Regions from separate parts of the Homo sapiens genome. Here region 1 is linked to region 2. Evidence: chromatin contacts called from ENCODE Hi-C or POLR2A ChIA-PET data. All regions are on one chromosome and are shown on one strand. The core of a region is the stretch at or near the end of the contact, and the rest is flanking DNA. Distances in the headings are between cores, read along the strand shown.

Region 1 (2,700 bases), core at 43-2,542, 49 kb after region 2:
TTCCTCTAAGAAAGGAAAAGATTTTAAAAGCCAATTTTTAGAGAGGAAACAAAGCAATTAGCCGGGCGTGGTGGTGCATGCCTGTAGTCCCAGCTACTCAGGAGGCTGAGGCAGGAGAATCACTTGAACCCTGGAGGCAGAGGTTACAGTGAGCTGAGATTGTGCCACTGCATTCCAGCCTGGACAACAGAGTGAGATTCCATCTCAAAAAAAAAAAAAAAAAAAAAAAAGAGAGAGAGAGAGAGAGAGAAACAAAGTATCACTACATCTGAGTAGTTATGACAGAATCACTCCTGTATGTGTCTAGTGATAGGAACTCTGTATATCAGTGTTTTTCAATTTAATTTCACAGTGTTTCATAGATTTTTGAGTTATGACAATGTTGCATAGCAGATAAAAGCATTTCTGTTTCTAACAACTGTAACTGTTGTCAGGTTAAATATTATCTTTTGGCTAGCTTAAAGTTGTTAAACTCAGATGTTTCATAGGTGTTATTACAAATTACATTGCAGGTACTTAAAAAAACTCGTACAAAAACGTATCTGATCTTCTGGTAATTAATATTAGCCATAGATTGCCCACATTGAAAGAAGGTTAGAAAATATGTGATTCTATCTAAAATGAAAATTCAATTAAAGATTTGAAGATGACCTCAATAAGTTGTTTGCATTTCACCGAATATAAATTGATCACTGAATTCTGTGGTGGTAAAATAACACTAGTGATATTCTGATAAAAGCTATTTATTTTTTAGATCAGTAAAATAAGGGAGGGAAAGTGAAGTGAGATAGAATGAGGAGAGAGAGGGAGGGGAGTTGAAGGGAGATAGAATGAGAAAGAGAGAGAGGGAGGGGAGAGAGGGAGAGAGAGAATTAGATGATATAACTGTAGCAAACTGGGACTTGACAAAGTTTTTCTAGGTCAACATTATTTCTATTAGTTTGTATTCAAATCCAACTCCATAGATTGTTCTTCGCCCCCATAACTCAGTCTCCCTTTCTTCCAGGGTAATACAATTCTTAGTTGGGCACATGGCTTATTAGCTTATGAAGTATTTTCTCATACACCCATGCATCTAGATATGACTATGTGACTAAGTTTTTGCCCATTATGAGTAGAAATGATGTGTGCAAAATCTCTCTTACTTTTACTTTAAAAAGTAAAAGATTGCTTCCTTTCCGTGTGGGCTGGAATGTGGACCTGATAACCCAGCCTCAAGTATGTATCCAAGGGCCATGCCCTAGTGGATCGATGAAGTAGATGGCACCGGCGTTCCCGAATGACCTAATGGAGCAAAACTACTCTCTCGGCCTGGCCGCCTGCCTGCCTCTGGAGAGAAAAATAAACTTGTAACTTCATTGAGCCACTATTCGGGGCCTTTTTATAATAGCTTAGTCTGTCCCTTAATTATTTCAGTGCTTGAAGTATATTCTTTAAAGCTTTAATGAGTTTTCCTTCCCTCTTATTTGGTCCTCAACATGGGTTTTGCATCAATGGAGTAGCATGTCCTACTTAACAAAATGCCAGAAAGTAAGTGCCTTGGTGAGGCTTTAAGCAGCTTCCAGCAGCATTGCCACAATATGTCCCATAATGATCAACCCTGATGAATTTTGAGAATATGCATAGTAAAGACATTTAGACTGGGCTTGAGCAAGAAAGAATTTGTCAAGTCATTGAAAATAAGTAAGAATGACTGTTCTATAAGCTATAAATGTACTTTTTACAAATTATTGGCTATAACATATGTGGAATATAAATATTTGGAAAATATCATATGGGCATCACATATTTTTTTTTATCAGACTCTTGATTTTTTTTTTTAAAGAGATAGAGTCTCACTCTGTCACCCAGGCTGGCATGAGATTATGCCATTGTAGCTCATTGCAGCCTCAAACTCCTGGGCCCAAGTGATCCTCCTGTCTCAGCCTCCTAAGTATCTGAACTACAACCATGTACCAGTATACAAAAATAAAATAAAATAAAAGCTTATTGCCATCTCGTGGATTTAAAAAATGTATTTTCTTGGAAAAGAGCATAAACATTTAAAGAAACATTAAGGTTGCAAATTCCATTAGTAAATACGATCTTGAGTCTAGCTGAAGTAAAATAATTTTTTTCTGTGAATGATAGAATTCCCAAAGAAAGTCTTTGGATAACTATAGTAGTCAATTCTAGGCAAACTCCTTTAATGTATAATGTGCTCATTGGCATTTGGATTATTTAATCCATCAATAAGCTATCCTTACCCCCGACAGTTAATTGAAGCTCATATGGTTTAAGGTATTTCTGTTGTATTGGTTGCATTGCATAGTTTTCACAACTTAATTTGTTTTTATTGCCAAAATAAATCATTTTGTGTCTTTTTTCCACTAACACTTTTCAGCTTCAAATTGCCCTGTCATCTCCCACATATTAGAGAAGATATATAAAACGAACTGTGGCTTTTTCTGGGTGTCATAGTATTTTAAAATGGCTTTCGTTAGCCATTTTGATTTTCAGCAGTAAACTTGAGTCATACCATGGGGAATTAAGAAGAAGCAGAGGGTTTCTCCTCCACAAAGGTATAGAATATTTCCTTTTTAGCTTAGTCTAATCCCAAGCTTCCTTAGTTTGTATTGATGCCACTGCCTTACACAGGTTGGTCTTTAAGTAAGTGGTCTTGTCTCTGCCTGTATCATTAGCCAGTGAATCATTGCAGAA
Region 2 (2,700 bases), core at 186-2,685:
CACAGTCTTAATTACTGTAGCTTTATAATAAGTCTTTATATCTGATGGGACAAACCGGTCCTCCTTGTTCTTGCTCTTCAGAAGCTGGCTATTTCAGGAGGTTCTTTCCTTTTCCAGAGCCATTTTAGAATAAACATTTCAGATTTTGCTACAAACTCTTGGGCTTTTGATTGCAATCTTATGAAGTCTCTGGGTCATTTTGTAAATAATTCAATTTCTAAACAACTGGGAGACTACGTAATTTCTTTTCTACAACATCCAATGGCCAGAACAAGTACCACAGGGCTTCATAACAATTTTCTTTTTCTTTTTCTTTTTTTTTTTTTTAAGACAGAGTCTCACTTTGTTGCCCAGGCTGGAGTGCAGTGGCACGATCTTGGCTCACTGCAACCTCCACCTCCCGGGTTCAAGTGATTTTCCTGCCTCAGTCTCCCAAATAGCTGCAACTACAGGCGCGCCACCACACCCGGCTAATTTGTGTATTTTTAGTAGAGATGGGGTTTCACCATGTTGGCCAAGCTGGTCTCCAACTCCTGACCTCAAGTGATCCACCCATTTTGGCCTCCCAAAGTGCTGGGATTACAGACATGAGCCACCGCGCCCAGCCATCATAACAAATTGTTAATAGTGACTATTTGACTGTGACCTTTTTTAGTTGAAATGAAATTTCCAGATGGAGAGCTGGGGAGGTTTTCTTATCACATCATCAGACTAACCATACATCTAATTGTTTCCTAGGAAACAAATGGGGAATGATAGTTTAATTAAAATGAACAACTCAGTTAAGGGAAGGAAATGTTAATACCTGGCTTCTTAGGAACTATCACGATGGAGGAGTGAGCTCAACTCAAATAACACATGGACATGATGATATTTTCGCAATGTGCCTCTTCGCATCTTATCTCTGGACCAGCAACGCTCCAATCAAGACTTTGTCTTAAGTTTGCTGCATCCTAAGAAACAGCTTTGGAAAGAAAGGTAAAATCTCCAAGCTTTAGGATCCTCCTTAACAATGGCTCACTAGCTGATTCATTTCGATCCCATTGGAGATTTACTTTGAATGAGAGTACAGTTTGCAAGTTGCTACCCCTCCATAGACAATAGAATTTATTATTTTATTTAGACTACAGGCATTTGCAAAGGAGAGGGGTACAATTTTGTTGTTTGATTTGAAAATGTGAACTCCACCTCCAGCTCAGCACAGTCCATGACTGGCTACGGCTCTGAAGTCAGGCTTGGTGATCTGAGTATTTTTTAATCAGGAGTACATGGAAAAGCCAGGCAGCTTGTTTTATTTCTTGGTTGTTTAGCCTTCTTTATCTTTTTAACATCTGTTGTTCATTTCAGATATTTTTAAAAACAAGCAAGATTTAAAGTCATTCTGCACATGACAGTCTCATTGTCTGGACATTGCAAAACAGCTCCATGCAGGAAGCCAGATTGGTGCAATCTCAGTTTTGTCAAGCTGTTTTTAGAAGAGGTGTTTGAAAATAGGCATGGCCAATAAGAAGCTGATTTTTTTTTTAAGCCAAGGACTTTTGTTTGACTTCAGATGGCTTTTCTCCAGCCCCCAGTTCTATTGTTCTGTCTTCAACAGGCCTGGCCTTTCTAGCCTGGCTGACTGCAAAGGCTTCCCACCTTACCTCCAAAGTTGCCCTGCTGGAACCCATTCTTCATTCCACAGCCAGAAAGATCTTTCTAAAATGCAAATCTGACTGTGTCCCTCCTCTGTTGGAACCACTCCTGTGCCTTTCCGTTGCTCTCATGCTGAAGGTATCTGGTCCTGTTTGACCTCTTCAGGTTCAAGTTCAGCACTTTCTGTCCTTCCCCAGGATCCCCGTACATTGTCTCTGTTCTGAAATTGTGCACGTGCTTTTACCTCTTTTTGGTGCACGCTTTCCTCTTTTTTTTTTTTTTTTTTTTTTTTTGGCTTTTTGTCCTTCAGATCTCCACTTAGCCTTGATGTCTTTATCGTTTCACTGATCATCAATAGTAATTACTTGTGCCTGCATTTGACTATAAACTGCCTTCTGTGACTCATTCTCCAGTGCCTCCCTAGCTCCAAGCATAGGAAGCTCTCTGAAAATTTGCTGTAGGATGCTTGTTAGCGTTCCACTTTTATAAATGGTGCTGTGTTTGTTCAGGTTTATCACTCATGCAAAGAGTTTTGTTGATACTTTCTTACCACATGTTTCTTTGAGCAAAATTTCTAAGTTACAATTTCTGTAATGTGATGTCCTGGGTTAAAGTATCAACGACAGGCCAGGCACGGGGGCTCATGCCTATAATCTCAGCACTTTGGAAGGCCTCTACTAAAAATACAAAAAATTAGCCAGACGTGGTGGCGGGCACCTGTAGTCCCAGCTACTCGGAGGCTGTGGCATGAGAATCACTGGAACCCAAAAGGTGGAGGTTGCAGTGAGCCGAGATCATGCCACTGCACTCCAGCCTAGGCAACAGAGTGAGACTCCATATCAAAAGTAAAAATTTAAAAAAAAAGTCAAAATGTACAGAGAAGGTAGAGATGGAGTGACTGCAAAGTAAGATAATTTGTCATATATATTTGTGAAGAACTGAGAACTCATTTACAAAGGATGATTTACAAATTGTCCAGTCATATACTAAGCTAGCAAGAACAGAGAAAGGGATACTTTAATCGGTGTTATCAAGAGTAGTTTTAAATTTCTGAGCTTTGTAAAT

The links. A loop is a pair of places that touch in the nucleus more often than their neighbours do. ChIA-PET counts read pairs that join two places held with the same protein, here RNA polymerase II (POLR2A).
Region 1: a map of heart right ventricle shows a loop between it and region 2 (2.1-fold over the local background). The contact joins two enhancer-like sites. A Hi-C loop is called at or near these places in 1 of 168 maps with a recorded cell type or tissue (heart right ventricle). POLR2A ChIA-PET finds 5 or more read pairs at or near these places in 1 of 52 experiments (activated CD4-positive, alpha-beta T cell).

Annotation. Positions count from the first base shown.
Region 1 is chr10:19,876,396-19,879,095 of GRCh38, forward strand. All of the region lies in intron 1 of PLXDC2 (plexin domain containing 2), which reads left to right. Among named protein-coding and RNA genes, the nearest start is that of PLXDC2, 61 kb to the left of the region's middle. Within about 2 kb of position 1,293, at least 2 of the 41 ENCODE cell types and tissues checked have a DNase peak (open chromatin) inside an H3K27ac peak, as active enhancers do.
Region 2 is chr10:19,827,252-19,829,951 of GRCh38, forward strand. The region is part of intron 1 of PLXDC2 (plexin domain containing 2); the gene reads left to right. Among named protein-coding and RNA genes, the nearest start is that of PLXDC2, 12 kb to the left of the region's middle. Within about 2 kb of position 1,436, at least 4 of the 41 ENCODE cell types and tissues checked have a DNase peak (open chromatin) inside an H3K27ac peak, as active enhancers do.